Regions from separate parts of the Homo sapiens genome. Here region 1 is linked to region 2. A link is a loop called in an ENCODE intact Hi-C map of the cell type or tissue named here. Cell type or tissue: heart right ventricle. All regions are shown on one strand. Links, peaks and the distances in the headings refer to the core of each region. The heading gives the core; the rest is flanking DNA.

Region 1 (8,335 bases), core at 67-8,066, 78 kb after region 2:
CTAGTCAAAGCCCCACCAGGACTGATGCCCCTTCCCACCAGAGGCCAGGAAAGCTTCATCTTCCACTCCTCTCTCCCTTACCTCTTGTTGGTCAAGTCCTGTTGATTCTCCTTCTGAAATGTCTCTCAAATCTGCCCTCTCCTTTCCCTTTCCGCTGCCACTGCCCTTTTTTACCCTTATTTCCCCAGCCTCCTAAAGAAGATACTTCCTCATTTTTTTTCTGATTATGAAGGCAATTCATGCTCATAAAAAAGGAAAATTAGGGCAATGAGGAACAGAATAAAAGTTTCCCCATGATCTCATAAACAGCTTACCTTTCTAGTACACTTATGTTTCACTGCAGTATTATTCACAATAGCCAAAAGATGGAAGCAACTCAAAGTGACCATCGATGAATGGATAAACAAAGTGCGGTATAAACATGCAATGGAATATTATTCAGCCTTACAAAAAGAATGAAATTCTGACACATGCTACACAACAAGGATGAACCTTGAGGACACTATGCTAGTGAAATAAGCCCGTCACAGAAAGACAAATAATGCAAGATTCCACTAACACGATGTATCCAGAGTAACCAAACACATAGAAAACAAAAGTAGAATGGGTGCTGCCAAGGGCTGGTGGGGAGGCGGAAATGGGGAGCTAAACCTATTAAAGGTATAGTTTGGCTTTTGCACTTTTGCAAGATGAAAAAGTCATGCAGATTGGTTGCACAGCATGAATACACTTAATACTACAAAACTGTAAACTTAAAAATCGTTAAGATGGTAAATTTTATCACAATTAAAGATTTAACATTTTTAAAAAGAACTAGTATTTCCAGACATTTTTATTATAAACATGTATACATTTAAGAAAACAGTAACATACTGTACCGTAATCTGCTTTTTACACCTAACCACATAATGTAAACATCTTTCTAATATATATAGCTCCCACCTAACTGTCCTTTTTTTTGAGATGGAGTTTTGCTCTTGTCACCCAGGCTGGAGTGCAATGGTACAATCTCAGCTCACTGCAACCTCTGCCTCCCAGGTTGAAGAGAATCTCCTGCCTCAGTTTCCCAAGTAGCTGGGACTACAGGCGTGCACCACTACACCCAGCTAATTTTTGTATTTTTAGCAGAGATGGGGTTTCACCATGTTGACCAGGCTAGTCTCAAACTCCTCACCTCAGATAATCTGCCCGCCTTGGCCTCCCAAAGTGCTGGGATTACAGGCGTAAGCCACCGTGCCAGGCCAATTTTTCAATTTTATAAAAACATGATAGTCAATATCTCATGATGTCTTATGATAGACACCTGTTTTTTTTTTAACCTACCCCTTCTCCAGTATCAATACTCTGATGTTCCCATGGGAAAACTACTTTACCTTACTCATCCTGTCATCCCATCCCCATGCCCAGCCAACTCTTACTCTGTGTGGCTAAGCTGGGTACATGTATTTTTAAGTTTATTTCTAAGTATTTATTTTTCATGTTGCTATTGTCAGTTCTCCTACAATTACATTTTCTATTTTTGTTTGCATAAAGCTATTGCTTTTTGTCTATCTTATAACTGCTGTTCACTTAGCCTTATTATATCTAAGTATTTTTAGTTTAATTCTCTTGAATTTTCTCAGCAGACAATCATATCACAGGTAGAGATTTATATCATCCAGGTAGTGGTTAAGAGTAAAAGCTCTGGGTTCAGGTAAACCTAGATTCAAATACTGTGTGACCCTGAGTGAGCATGTTACCTCAGTTTCTTTATCCATAAATTTGCAATTATTAGAGGGCCTATCTCACAGGGTTGTTGTAAACATCACATTATTCATTAAGAACGGTGCATGAGGCCGGGCGCAGTGGCTCATGCCTGTAATCCTAGCATCTTGGGAGGCCGATGCGGGTGGATCACTTGAGGTCTGGAGTTCGAGACCAGCCTGGTCAACATGGCAAAACCTCATCTCTACTAAAAATACAAAAATTAGCTGAGTGTGGTGGCTCGCACCTGTATTCCCAGCTACTTGGGGGGCTGAGGCAGGTGGATCGCTTGAGCACAGGAGGCAGAGGCTGCAGTGAGCCAAGATTGCACCACTACACTCCAGCATGGGCGACAGAGTGATACCCTGTCCCAAAAAAAAAAAAAAGAATGGTGCATGAAAAGTACTTAACACAATACTAGTTCAATAAATGCCTGCTATCTGCCGACAATGAAAATTGTGACTTTCCTTCCACACTTATACCTTTATTTATTTTTGTTGCATTACACTGGTGCACTCCTTTCAGGAATAACCTGGCTTCCCACGTCTCCAAAAAGTAACAGGCATCAGACTCCTATTGAAGGATCTGTACTGTGGAGCTCCTCCACTCCCACCTTCTCAGGAAAGTTATACTATCAATTCTCCCTTTCATATCCTGTGTCTTCTCAGCCTTTCTCTCTCTCCACTGGCTCTTTGCCAACAGCATTTAATCTCTCTCATGCTCAAAAAAACTTCACCTATTCCCCAATCGCTCCTCAGCCTTCTCTCTACCTCCCTTCGCAGCCAAACTTCTCTGAGCTGCCTACACTTTGTCTTTCTCACATCCCACTCTTAACTCATCCCACTGATATATTATATTGAACCTTTGAAAGCTGCTGATATTATAGATTCCGCCCCAACCATTTCACCAAATCTGCTCAATGAGGTCCCAACCGACCTCCATATTTATTTACCCAAAAGGACACATTTTAATTTTTAACTTGTATTACTCGACATCTCAGCAACATCTACAAAGGCCAACCAACCTCTCCCTTTGGCCTTCATTACTATACTTTGCTGGTTTCTCTCCTGTTCCTGTTTCTCTAGCCATTTCTTTTAGTGTAGACTAAGTGCATGGCTCATTCTTCCAAGAGTATGCAATGCAGTAGCCCTGAATAATCTCAGCCTTTTTTTTTTTGTCAACCTCTCTGGATGGATCTCTTTCAATATTGATCTTTAAGTTCCAGTTGTAGTGGACTGCTTTTGGCTCCATGAATGTACTTTTGAAAATGTTTGGAACATCCCCACGATAGCTAACTCAGACTACACCCTCCATACATTTTATCAAAACTCTACCTGAATCTCCAAACTATGCTAGATTGATCTTAACATGCGCCCCCTTTCACAATTCTCATCACAATTATAATCACTTGTTTGATGAATATTTTCTCCACCAATCTGTGATCTCCTTGAGGGCAGGGACCTGCTTCCTTACTACCTACACAGTGCCTTGCACATAGAAGAAGATGCTCATTAAATATTTTTTGAATTAGCCAGGTGCAGTGGTGTGCACCTGCAGTCCCAGCTGCTTGGGAGGCTGAGACAGGAGGATCACTTGAGCCCAGGAATCTGAGACCAGCCTGGGCAACATAGTGAGACCTCATCTCAACAATAAATACATACACGCACACACTGTCACACACACACATATATATGAATCACCACAAATGAATGCCTGCAAAGTGAAAAACAGATGGGAGGAATGATAAGACCAAGAGAGAAACACAAAAAACTGATCTTTCTGAAACTATACCTCTGATCAAAGACACACACCTCCGGCTTAAAACCCTTTGATGGCTTCCCACTGCCCCCAACACAAAGCCCAAACTCCTCCACACTTACAGTCTTTCAGGAGGAGCACCTGCTTGTCTCTCAAACACCATCTAGCCAGACCCCCTCCAACTCTCATAATCTGCTCTCCAGCTAGCCTGAAATCCTTGCAGATTCCCAAGAAGTCTGCACTCTCTCCCCAAGGCTTTTCTCTACCTACTTTCTCTACCTGCTTTATCTACCCACAGCAAGGTACACTCCACCAGCCTCATCTTCTGGCCAACATAAAGACAGCCTTCATGTCTCATTTTGGAAGTCACCTTCTTTTGGCATCTCTCCCTGATCATCCACACTAACCTCACCTCCAGAAATCCAGGTTAACTGTTTTCTCTGTGCATTCACAGCCCCCCTGTATGTCCAAAATCATAACCGGAATCACTGTGAATTCTTGTTTACGAGTCTGTCTCCTCCGGAAAACTGTGGAGTTCCCTCAGGACACGATGTCTCTCGTTCACTTTTTTACCCTGGCTATCAGCCCGGGCCGTGGCTCACAATAAATGCTCAGTGATGGTCCTCCTTGTAGTAGTAGTAATAATAAAAGCTCCCATGTATTGAGGGCTTACCTCCACGAATTTTAAATATAAATTTACCTTGTAATAACGTCATCAGACAGGTGCTACCATGATTCCCATTTTGCAGACGATAAAACTGACGCACAAAGAAGTCAATCCTCTCTGGCCCCAGAAGAGTCACACACACAAATAAATTTTCTGCACAGTTTTGAGTTATTTTCTGGCCCCCAAACAAGAAGGGATTTTTTTTTTAAGAAACTTTCGAATGAGGTCGACCAATGGCTACAAATATAATAAACAGCCGAAAACGGACTCTCCCTGAACGCGGGGCGGGGTCAAAGGGCGTCGGGGGCGCCGTCCCCGGCGCGGCTGAGGGACAAAGATCGGGCCGCAGCCTCCCTCCCCGGGATCCCCGGCGGCTCAGCCCCTCGCCCCCTGCGACGTGTCGACGCCAGGCCCGGAGCGTTGGGGCCGCAACCGGCCGCCCGGCTCCTGCTCACCTGCGGTCTCGCCGCCTCTCCGTGCCTGGGCCGCCGGTCCGCAGCGCCTCCCCGGGGCAGCCTAGCGCCCGCAGCCCGCAACCCGCAGCGGAGCCCGTTGCCTTGGCGACCTGGGCTGCCGAACTCCCGCGGCACTCGCGCTACGGCGGCTCGGATGGGACCAGGACGGTTCGCGTCCCCTTCCGCAGCCGCGGAGGGGGCAGAGGAGGGACGAAGTGGGAGTCGAGGGCTGAGCTGCGAAGGAGGGATCCGGGTTGGAACTTGGCCCGGGGAAGATACGGAAAGGGGGACAGTGAGGCCAAGGGGAGGTCTTGGGCCGCGGGTGCTGCTTGTGCCTCAGTTTATCTCTCTGTAACCTCAAATGGGGACCGTGCGAGGAGGAGACAGGGCCTCAGGTGGTGGCTTGGTAGACTGGGTTTTTGTTATTTTGTTTTTGTTTTTGTTTTGAGACAGAATCTCACTCTGTCGCCCAGGCTGGAGTGCAGTGGCGCAATCTCGGTTCACTGCAACCTCTGCCCCCTGGGTTTGAGCGATTCTCATGCCTCAGCCTCCCGAGTAGCTGGGATTACCGGAAGGTGCCACCACGCCTGGCTAATTTTTGTATTTTTAGTAGAGACGAGGTTTCGCCATGTTGACCAGGCTGGTCTCGAACTCCGACCTCAGCTGATCCATCCGCCTGGGCCTACCAGCATGGTGGGATTACAGGCGTGAGCCACCACTCCCTGCCAAGACTGGGAATATTTAAAGACAAGAAAACTGATGTGGGAAGGGTGGCAGATTCCTCTCTTTTATAGTCTCTGAAGGGGTGGTGTGGCAAAGAGTGAATAAATTGGTTTCTTTGATGGAGAATTAGATCACCAGATTTAATTTCAATATGAGGAATAATTTATTTTTCCTTGTGTCTAGCAACTACACTTCTTGGAATAACTCTGCAGATATGCTGAAACCTGAGCACAAAGGATATATTCATTAATTCATTTTTGTAAAAGCAAAAGGGTTGCGACCAGTCTAAATATCTATCAGGGGCTGGGCGCAATGGCTCACACCTGTCATCCTGAAACCACCTTTGCAAAAAATCATAACTGAGATATCAGACCTAACTGACCCCATCTTGCTTCTAACCTCTAAAGTGTCCTGTTCATTCCTGGGTATAGGCTAAACCAGTTTTTTTTGTTTTTTTGTTTTTTGTTTTTTTTTTTGAGACGGAGTTTCGCTCTTGTTGCCCAGGCTGGAGTGCAATGGCGCCAACTTGGCTCACCACAATGTCCGCCTCCTGAGTTCAAGTGATTCTCCTGCCTCAGCCTCCTGAGTAGCTGGGATTACAGGCATGCACCACCACGCCCAGCTAATTTTTTGTATTTTTAGTAGAGACAGGGTTTCTCCATGTTGGTCAGGTGATCCTCCCGCCTCGGCCTCCCAAAGTGCTGGGATTGTAGGTGTGAGCCACCATGCCAAGCCAGGCCAAACTAGCCTTGGGAAGGAATTTAGTGTATCATTTAAACAATAGCCCTTTCCAGAAAGCTAAACTGTTCTTGTAAAACAAATGAAAGGCCACAGGCCACCAGCCACCAAGCCAAGATGAGAAGGGCTGGAGTTCTAAATAGTACCCACCATTATTCTTATTCTAGAGGTCATAAGATTTTTTTGTTTTGTTTTTTTGAGACAGAGTCTTGCTCTGTCACCCAGGCTGGAGTGCAGTGGCACAATCTTGGCTTATTGCAACCTCTGCCTCACAGGTTCAAGCAATTATCATGCCTCAGCCTCCACAGTAGCTGGGATTACAGGGACCTGCCACCACGCCAGCTAATTTTTGTATTTTTAGTAGAGACGGGGTTTTGCCATGTTGGCCAGGCTGGTCTTGAACTCCTGACCTCAAGTGATCTGCCTGCCTCAGCTTCCCAAAGTGCTGGGATCACAGACGTAAGCCACTGTGCCTGGCCCCCAATTACTCTTGAGGTAAAATCGCTATTGTGAACCTAAGATCAGCCTTTTGAGATGTCTTTTCAGGTTTTTGCATTTCTAACAACCAGATGGCCCCACTGGACCTGCCAACCAGTTCTGTGGCCCTCATCCAGGAACTGACTCAGCAGAAGAAAACAGCTTTGACTCTCTGCAATTTCTGGTTTTTTTGTTTGTTTGTTTTGTTTTTTTGAGAAGGAATCTCGCTCTGTCACCCAGGCTGGAGTGCAGTGGCGCGATCTTGGCTCACTGCAAGCTCCACCTCCTGGGGTCACGCCATTCTCTTGCCTCAGCCTCCCGAGTAGCTGGGACTACAGGCACCCGCCACCACGCCCAGCTAGTTTTTTTGTATTTTTAGTAGAGATGAGGTTTCACCGTGTTAGCCAGGATGGTCTCCATCTCCTGACCTCGTGATCCACCCGCCTCGGCCTCCCAAAGTGCTGGGATTACAGGCATGAGCCACCGCGCCCAGCGACTCTCTGCAATTTCATCCCCCAGCCAAGCAATCAGCACTCCCAATTCATTGGCCCCCTACCCACCAAATTATCCTTAAAAACTCTGATCCTTGAGTTTTCGGGAGGATGATTTGAGTAATAACAAAACTCTGGGCTCCCGCACAGCAGGCTTTGTGTGAATTACTTTCTCTGTCGCAATTCCCCCTTCTTGATTAATCAGCTCTGTCTAGGCAGCGTGCAAGGTGAACCCCTTGGGCAGTCCAGCACTTTGGTAGGCTGAGGCAGGCAGATTGCTTGAGCCCAGGAGTTCAAGACCAGCCTGGGCAACATAGTGAGACCTCACTTCTACAAAAAATTAAAAAATTAGCCAGGTGTGGTGGTGTGCACCTGTATGTAGTCCCAGCTACTCAGGAGGCTGAGGTGGGAGGATCCCTTGAGCCCGACAGGCGGAGGTTGAAGTCAGCAGAGACTGTGCCATTGCACTCCAGCCTGAGTGACAGAGGGACACCCTGTCTCAAAAAAAAAAAAAAAAGCCAGCCACGGTGGCTCACGCCTGTAATCCCAGCACTTTGGGAGGCCGAGGCAGGCGGATCATGAGGTCAGGAGACCAAGACCGTCCTGGCCAACGTGGTGAAACACCATCTCTACTAAAAATACAAAAATTAGCCAGACGTGGCAGCGCGCTCCTGTAGTCCCAGCTACTTGGGAGGCTGAGGCAGGAGAATTGCTTAAACCCGAGAGGCAGAGGCTGCAGTGAGCGGAGATCACGCCCCTGCACCCCAGCCTGGACGACAGAGCGAGACTCTGTCTCAAACGAAAAAAAAAGTCTATCCTTAGGGAACTGAGGAAATAAATTATGATACATCCATAAAATAAAATAGATTACCGTAGCAAGAATTAAGAGGGACCAAGGTAGATATAGACGTAGATACAGTTTAGATACAGAGCTGTCTTCAAGCTGTGTAACCAGCCAGGGGGTTTACCTCGCCTGCTACCTAGACAGAGCTGACTTATCAAGACAGGGGAGTTGCAACAGAGAAAGAGTAATTCACACAGAGCCGGCTGTGTGGGAGACCGGAGCTTTATTATTGCTCAAATCAGCCTCCCTGAGCATTTGGGGATCAGAGTTTTTTGTTTGTTTGTTTGTTTGTTTTGAGACGGAGTCTGTTGCCCAGGCTGGAGTGCAATGGCACAATCTCCACTCCCTGCAGCCTCTGCCTCCCCAGTTCAAGTGATTCTCCTGCCTCAGTCTCCAGAGTAGCTGGGACTACAAGGCATGCACCACCATGCCTGGCTAA
Region 2 (8,335 bases), core at 202-8,201:
TCCCTGGATGTCAGGGACCGCATTCCGACGGCCTGTCCGGTCACAGGAGATGAAGTCCGAGTAGGAGGACTCGACCTCCATCATGCCTGTCGCATCGCTCCTCAGGCCTGTGGGGACAGAAGGCAAGGGGGCAGAGGTAAGTCCAGATGCATTCTGCAGAGAGGACAGCTCCAGTTCCCCAGCACAGTGGCTTCTGTCAAAATGACAGTTATTGCCTCTTATTGAAAACAAAGCAAAAAGCACAGAAAAGTACAAAGAACAAAACAAGTCACTCATAATTCCACACCCAGACAACCACCATCAACATTTTAAAGAACATGGGCTCAGACTTTTCTTTAAATAAAATTATTGACAAACATGTACACACATTTATTAATACCATGCGCCAGGCACTGGCACAGATACCACCATGAACAAACTGGCCATGGTCCCTGGCCTCACAGAGCTTACCATCTACTACAGGTGGCATAAAGTCACCTCGTACCTAAGTCATGGCCTTGGTGCTCAAGGCTTCAAGGGAGAATGCAGGGTGCTGGAGTGATCACTGGGACCTGATCAAGGCTGGGGGTCACAAAGTGACATTTTAGCTGAGAACCAAGGAGGACGAGGCGTCATGCAGATGAAGAGTGAGGGGAAGAGCACTACAGAGAGGGGAACAGCATGTGTGAAGGCTCTGAGGGAGGGAGGCATGAGGGCTTGGAAGGACAGAAAGAGCCAGCAGGCGGGAGCATGGCAGAAGAGGGACAATGACACCAAGGACACTGCTGAGGTAGGCAGGAGCCAGACCACATCTGGAACTTGGTTCCTGAGGGGCTTTAGGCAAGGCCATGAAGTAGCAGCCGTGCATTTTCAAAGGTGACTGTGGCGGCCGGGCACAGCAGTGCTGGGAAGGGGCAAGTTAGGAGGCTCCTGTGAAGTTCAGGTGCCAAGATGGTGGGTGGAGGAGGGGGGCAGTGGGAAGGATTCTAGATATAACTTGGAAATCGAACCAACAAGAAGTAGTGTTGGATTGACAGGTAATTTAGGTTTCTGGTGTGAATAAGTAGGTGGACAGAAGTGTGGTTTGCTGACATATGGAAGAACAAAGGAGGAATATTTGAGGGCATAAAGTCCTGTTTGGCCTATTCGGTAACTTTGAGATGCCTGTGAGCCCTCCAAGGGGAGAGGTAGGCTAGGTACATGGAACTAGGAGGCTGGAGCTCAGAAGAGAGGTGGAGTGGGGAGGAAAGATATGAAATTAGTAGTTCTAGATCAAGACCATCCTGGCTAACACAGTGAAATCCCATCTCTACTAAAAATACAAAAAAATTAGCCGGGCGTGGTGGCGGGCGCCTGTAGTTCCAGCTACTCAGGAGGCTGAGGCAGGAGAATGGCATGAACCCGGGAGGCAGAACTTGCAGTGAGCCGAGATTGTGCCACTGCACTCCAGCCTGGGCGACAAAGCGAGACTCCATCTCGAAAAAAAGAAAAAATAAATTAGTAGTTCTTACTACAGAGACAGCAGTTAACAGCCCTGGTGCTTGGTAACACAGTCTAGAGAAAGGAGAGAAGAGTGCCACATATATAAAGAAGAGCCACATACATTTAGAAATGATTTGGGACCATACCTTATGTTGTGTTTTGTAGCCTACTCTTTGGGACGCTTTAGAACATGTCACTAAGTCTCCCTCCACATGAATTTTGTGCCAGCATGCTTGGATGGGCCATGATTTACTCTAGGATGAGGCCTCCAGAAATGAACACAGAGGTACTTCCCTGTTTTCTACCGCCACACACAGCACTGGGACTTTATGAAAGTCTCTGTGCCCATCCCTAATTGTTTCCTGAGAGTATATCCCTAGAAGTAGAACTGCTGGGCTAAAGGGAAGGGTGAAATAATTTTTAGATTTTTGACACATTTCCCAGTTGCCTTCCCAAATAGCACAGTGGTATTCATGATGACAAAAAATTGGCAGAAAGACTTATAAAGTCAGTGCTGTTTTTATTTATATTCCCACCAGTAGCACACAAGATTGTCCATTTATGTACTCTTGGCAACAAGAAGTACTGCTACTATATTAACAAAAGGTTAATTTGCGAAGGGGATACTAGTATCTCTCATTGAGCACCTATGGTTTTCTGAAGGCAATTAGATAGCAGTCATTGCATGGACTCTGGCTACCTCGCAGACCTGAATTAGTAAGTGGGAGGGGTGGTCTAAGCACTGGCCTGACTTTAGGAGTTCATAGTCCAGTGGGGTGGGCCCATGGGCCCACCCAGCAAATCCTAGTTCTAGACCCACTCAGGCAAATGCCCAATGTTTTCTCTAGTGTGAGGATGTTTACTGCACCTGGTCAGTAATAGCAGCCTATAGGAAACCACCCAAATGTCCACCAGGAGGTTAGGCATCGCGTGAATTATGAAGTAGTCATAAAAAAGAAATGTGCCATACAGCCACTATGGAAAACAGTATGGAGGGTTCCTGAGAAAATTAAAAACAGTACCATATGACCCAACAATCCCACTACTAGGTATATATCCAAAGAACTGACATTGGTATGTCAAGAAGACATCTGACCTCCTATGTTTACTGCAGCACTATTTATAATAGCCAAGATATGGAATCAACCCAAATGTCCAACATGATTGAATGGATACAGAAAATGTATATATACACAAAGGAATACTATTCAGCCATAAAAAAGAATGAAATCTTGTTATTTGGGACAAAACGGATAAACCTGGAGGACATAATGTTAAGTGAAATAAGCCAGACACAGAAACACAAATACTGCATGATTTTACGCATACATGGAATCTTAAAAAAAAAAAAATTTGTTATCGGCTAGGCACAGTGGCTCACACCTGTAATCCCAGTACTTTGGGAGGCCGAGGCGGGTGGATCACTAGGTCAGGAGATCGAGACCATCCTGGCCAACATGGTGAAACCCCCTCTCTACTAAAAAAACAAACAAAAATTAGCCAGGCGTGGTGGCAGGCGCCTGTAGTCCCAGCTACTCAGGAGGCTGAGGCAGGAGAATGGCGTGAACCCAGGAGGCGGAGCTTGCAGTGAGCCAAGATCATGACACTGCACTCTAGCCTAGGTGACAGAGCAAAACTCTGTCAAAAAAAAAAAAAAAAGTTGATATAGAAGGAGAGAATACAACAGTGGTTACCAGAGACTGGGGAGGGGAGAGGAGAGGAAAGGATGGAAAGCTGGTCAACGGGTACATAGTTACAATTAGATAGGAGCAGTAAGTTCCTGTTCTATTGTACAGTATGGTGATGGTTAACAATAAGGCATTCTAGGCCGGGTGCGGTGGCTCATGCCTATAATCCCAGCACTTTGGGAGGCCGAGGCGGGTAGTTCACCTGAGGTCAGAAGTTCGAGACTGGGCTGGCCAACATCGTGAAACGTCGCCTCTACTAAAAATACAAAATTAGTCGGGTGTGGTAGCACACGCCTGTAGTCTCAGTTACTCTGGAGGCTGAGACAGGAGAATCTCTTGAACCCATGAGGCGGAGACTGCCGTGAGCTGAGATCACGCCACTGCACTCCACCCTGGGCAAGACAGAGCGAGACTCCGTCTCAAAAAAAAAAAAAAAAAAGGCATTCTATATTACAAAATAACTACAGAAGCTTTTGAATATTCTCATCACAAAGAAATAAATGCATGAGATGATGGATATGCTAACTGCCCTGATCTGATTATTATACAACATATATGTATCAAAACATCAAGTTGCACCCCACAAATATATACAATGACATGTCAGTAAAAAAAAAATAATAAAGAAATGTGCCAGATGGGCCTGTACTGACATAGGACAATGTCTGAGATAAACTGGCAACTGAAAAACAGAGGTTGCAAAACAACACCTAAAATAAAACCCAGTTCCTGTGGGGAAAGATAGCAGACATATGAAAAAAAAATCTGAAAAAACATCTATCAACCCTGTCAACTGTGGTTCTTTGTGATTAAGGGGAACTTTCGTTTTCTAAGTCTATATTTTTTCAATGGTTGAAGTTTTATAAACCCAAATTATTGTGCAATGCTTTTAGAAGGTAGCTGACATTGGCAGAAGTGCCCAGAAGGCACCCAGGGTGGGGTTGAGCCAGTAAGTGCTGCAGGTGTGTGTGTGTGTGTGTGTGTGTGTGTGAGAGAGAGAGAGAGAAGAGAGAGAGAGAGAGAGAGAGAAAGAGAGAGACAGAGAAGAGGATCAGTATGGAGGGCAAGGCCCACATCCCCCCACAACACCTAGCTCAGAAGAAACACCTAAAGAATGAATTAGGGGCCCTCAAAGATCAGACAGGTGAGACAGGGAGGTGTCCTATGGTAGAAAGAGCAAAGAATGAGACACGTGACCTTAAACCCAAGCTCTGCCACCTAACCCTGGGCAAGACCCTGCCTTTCTTGGGGCCTTCATTTCCCCTGTGTAAAATAGAGGAGGGCCAGGACACTGTCCACGGCAATTCCCCCCGGCTACAGCAGATGGCGCACCCTGCCTATCTTCCTAGCAGCCTTGCGCGCTGCCCTAGTCACGCTCTGGCTCCTCCTTGGCTAAAAGAATTCCCGGAAGTTCCAGAGGTGGCTCCTTCTACAGGTCACGGAGGTTCACTCCTGCGCTCTGCCTCTGGGGAAACCGCTCAATGCTTCAGGACAGGAAAATGGCTTATGATAATAACAGTAATAACAGAGGATAAAAATGATGCTGACAATTCCTACGATAAGGAAAGGTACCATGGCCCAGGTGCCTGTGTTTTCATACACATCACGCACTCAGTGGCCACAGCTGCCCTCTGAGGTGAGTGAGGCCGGTTTACAGCCACGGCTCAGAAGGGCCTCAGCCCCACCTGAAACCCGCTGCTCTGGAAAATGACAAACCCCGAGCAGGCCACACTGGCTCCCGGAGCCTCCGAGTCCTCGGCTCTTCCTCAGTTAGACTGTCAGCTCCACGGGAACAGGAATTTGGTCTGGATTTTTCCCATGTCCAGCTGAAACCTAATCCTGGCAGCTGAGCCAACAGGTTCTGGCCGCTGCATTCCCTGATTCTCATCCAGCACCTGGTAAAGAGCAGGCGCTCCATGCACACTCGCTGGATTTCACTCTCGGGCCTCTGAAGGAGAGGGAGTTTGTGTCTATCCCTCTTCTCCCCTGCTGCCCGCCTGTCCTCTGTGGGGAGGAGCCGCAGTTCCTTCTTGGGGCTGTTGAGAAGGGCCTCCGTGCACCGTGGAGTGCTGTGCAGGTGTTCTTGTCCTAGGACCTGACACCATGGGATGGAATTACAGGCTCTATCTGAAAGGCCAGCTTCATGCTGGAATGTCTCCTGGGGCTTTGATCTCACAATGCCATCTGATGTTACAGGCTGCCCAGTGCAGGCCACTGGCCCTCGGGACACAGAGACAGCAAATGCCACACTCAAAGACCAATCCTAGAAAACATCAGCTGGGCCAACATGCTCTGGCTACCATATCCCCTCAGGGAACAGCAATTCCAAAGACGGCTCTGGGGAGCTCTCCAATCGAAAGCAGAAACACATCGTTTTATTTTTCTCCCATATTTATATTCGTCACTCACCCTCTCATCTTTAGAGTCAACAGCAAATGGGGAAATAAAGAATCCTCAGAGTTGGAAATCCTGTCAGAAAATGGTCATTCTCAAACCCTGTTAATGAGACTGTAAACTTCCAAGACCTCCTTGGGCAGTGACTTGACAGTGTGTATCCAGAAACCTCAACTTTTTCCATATCTTTTAGCTACTAAATCAGTTTATAATAATCTATTCTAAGAAAATAATCCAAGATCTACATGAAGATAAAATGTACAAAGATGTTCCTCATAGTATTTTTTTTTTTTTTTTTGAGACAGGGTCTCGCTGTGTCACACAGGCTGGAGTGCAGTGGTACAATCATGGCTCACTGTAGCCTCAACTTCCTGGGCTCAAGCAATCCTGTTGCCTCAGCCTCCTGAGTAGCTGGGACTATTCCATGTCTGGCTCATTTTTTTTCAGGGATGGGAATCTCATTATGTTAACCAAGGTGGTCTCAAACTCGTGGTCTCAAACTCCTGGGCTCAAGTGATCCTCCTGCCTCGGACTTCCAAAGTGTTGGGATTACAGGCCTAAGCCACTGCGCCTGGCCCACAGTATTATTTATAATAGCAGGAAACTAAAGACACCAAAATGAGTTCCTAAATGGATGTGTCACATGTCCTAAACGGACAATGGAGAATTATTAATATATACATACTTAACTAATTTGTATCTAAATGAAATACCATTCAGGCATTAAAATGATGTTTGTGAATATTTTTTAAAGAAATGGCAAAATGTTCACATATAGTTAAATGAAAAAGAATACCAGTGATATAATTACATACATTAATATTTTTATAAGTAATTTTAAAATCTGTTATATTTCCTTTTTATAGTGAACACATTCACTTCATCTTAAAATTACTTAATTTTAGATTATGTGTGCATGTGGTCTAAAACTCAAAAGGTCCAAAAGGACAGAGATAAGAGCTTAGTCTCCCTTCCCATCCGATCCAGACACCCTCCCCAAGGCAAGCACGTTTTGGTGTCCTTCCAGACAAAATTTATGCAATATATATGTTCCCCCTTTTTCTCCTTCCCTTCCTTTTTCCTTTATTTAAAACAAAATTTTGGCCGGGCATGGTGGCTCATGCCTGTAATCCCAGAACTTTGGGAGGCCGAGGCGGCGGGGGGTGGGTGTGGATCACGAGGTCAAGAGATCGAGACCATCCTGGCCAACATGGCGAAACCCCGTCTCTACTAAAAATGCAAAAAATTAGCTGGGCGTGGTAGTGGGCGCCTGTAGTCCCAGCTACTCGGGAGGCTGAGGCAGGAGAATGGCGTGAACCCAGGAGGTGGAGCTTGCAGTGAGCCGAGATCGTGCCACTGCACTCCAGCCTGGGTGACAGAGTGAGACTCCGTCTCAAAAAAAAAAAAAAAAATTTATTTTCCATCTTGCCTTTTTTTCATTTAAAAATGTGTCTTGGCTTTGGGAGGCTGAGGCGGGTGGATCACCTGAGGTCAGGAGTTCAAGACTAGCCTGGCCAACATGGTGAAACCCCATCTCTACTAAAAATACAAAAATTAGCTGGGTGTGGTGGTGCACGCCTGTAGTCCCAGCTACTCAGGAGGCTGAGGCAGGAGAATTGCTCGAACCCGAGAGGCAGAGGCTGCAGTGAGCCGGGATTGCGCCACTGCACTCCAGCCTGGGTGACAGTGAGACTCTATTTCAAAAAAAAAAAAAAAAAAATATATATATATATATATACACACACACACACATATACACACACAAACACACACACACACACACCTTGGAAACAACTGTAGATCACTCTGAAGCCACTGCAGCACTGATTACATCAACACACTGAAAACAAACCCAAAGTAATAACTAAATTGTTCCTTTTATTGTCTGCATGATACTCTGTTGTCTCACTGTTGTAGATTGATTTAATTACTTCCCTGTTGATGGACCTGAGGATTGTTTCTATAAAAGTGGAATTGCCACCTCAAAGGATCTGTGACTTTTTTATTATAACAGGTATTGCCAACTTCTCCCCACAGAAGTTAGTTCCTGTCTCTCAGTCCGTTTTGTGCTGCTACAACAAAATATCTGAGTCTCAGTAATTTCTAAAGAACAGAAATTTATTTCACACAGTTCTGGAGGCTGGGAAGTCCAAGATCAAGGCGCCAGCCTGTGGTGAGGCCTGCTCTCTGCTTCCAAGAGGGCACCTTGAACACTGTGTTCTCACAGAGCAAATGGCAGAAAGGCAAAAAGGGGCAAACTCACTCCCTCAAGCCCATTTATTTATTTATTTGATGGAGTCTTGTTCTGTCGCCCATGCTGGAATGCAGTGGCATGGTCTCGGCTCACTGCAACCTCCTCCTCCCAGATTCAAGTGATTTTCCTGCCTCAGCCTCCCAAGTAGCTGGGCTTACAGGTGTGCACCACCACGCCCAGCTAATTTTTATATTTTTGGGAGAGATGAGGTTTCACCATGTTGGCCAGGCTGGTCTTGAACTCCTGACCTCGGGTGATCCAGCCACCTCAGCCTCCCAAAGTGCTGAGATTACAAGCGTGAGCCACCATGCCTGGCCTCAAGCCCTTTTATAAAAGGTGCCTAATCCCATTCACAAGGAAGGAGCCCTCATGACCTAATCACCTCTTAAAGGCCCTACCTCTTAATATTATCACATTGGTATTTTGGAGGGAACACATTCAAACCATAGCAATCCCCAGTAGGTATATCAGATGAGCACTTTCCTTCACCACAGTCTTCTTAATGCTGTTTTGTTCCTAATCTAAAAGGTGGTTTTAA

Evidence for each region. Hi-C counts contacts between places; a loop is a spot of excess contacts. Peaks named below come from ENCODE experiments on the same cell type or tissue, not always from the same donor. Only the 100,000 strongest peaks of a DNase experiment are listed, where the experiment ranks them.
Region 1: a loop joins it to region 2, with 5 times the contacts of the local background. A loop is called at or near these places in 94 of 110 quality-filtered maps.

Annotation. Positions count from the first base shown.
Region 1 is chr20:44,528,267-44,536,601 of GRCh38, reverse strand. It overlaps a transcript of PKIG not described here. Among named protein-coding and RNA genes, the nearest start is that of SERINC3, 10 kb to the right of the region's middle. RefSeq lists a silencer at 4,400-4,739 and an enhancer at 4,638-5,138. In heart right ventricle, for the core only: CTCF peaks have their summits at 4,455 and 4,654; DNase peaks (open chromatin) are centred at 4,072 and 4,741; H3K4me3 peaks cover 2,437 bases; H3K27ac peaks cover 3,767 bases.
Region 2 is chr20:44,606,306-44,614,640 of GRCh38, reverse strand. PKIG (cAMP-dependent protein kinase inhibitor gamma) reads right to left here. Exons shown (of 4, transcript NM_001281445.2): 3 at 1-107. The coding sequence starts at 84. Among named protein-coding and RNA genes, the nearest start is that of PKIG, 28 kb to the right of the region's middle. RefSeq lists enhancers at 3,947-4,006, 4,037-4,136, 4,187-4,256, 5,014-5,588. In heart right ventricle, for the core only: CTCF peaks have their summits at 4,279 and 4,483 (motif pointing right); a DNase peak (open chromatin) is centred at 4,490; H3K4me3 peaks cover 1,173 bases; H3K27ac peaks cover 6,599 bases.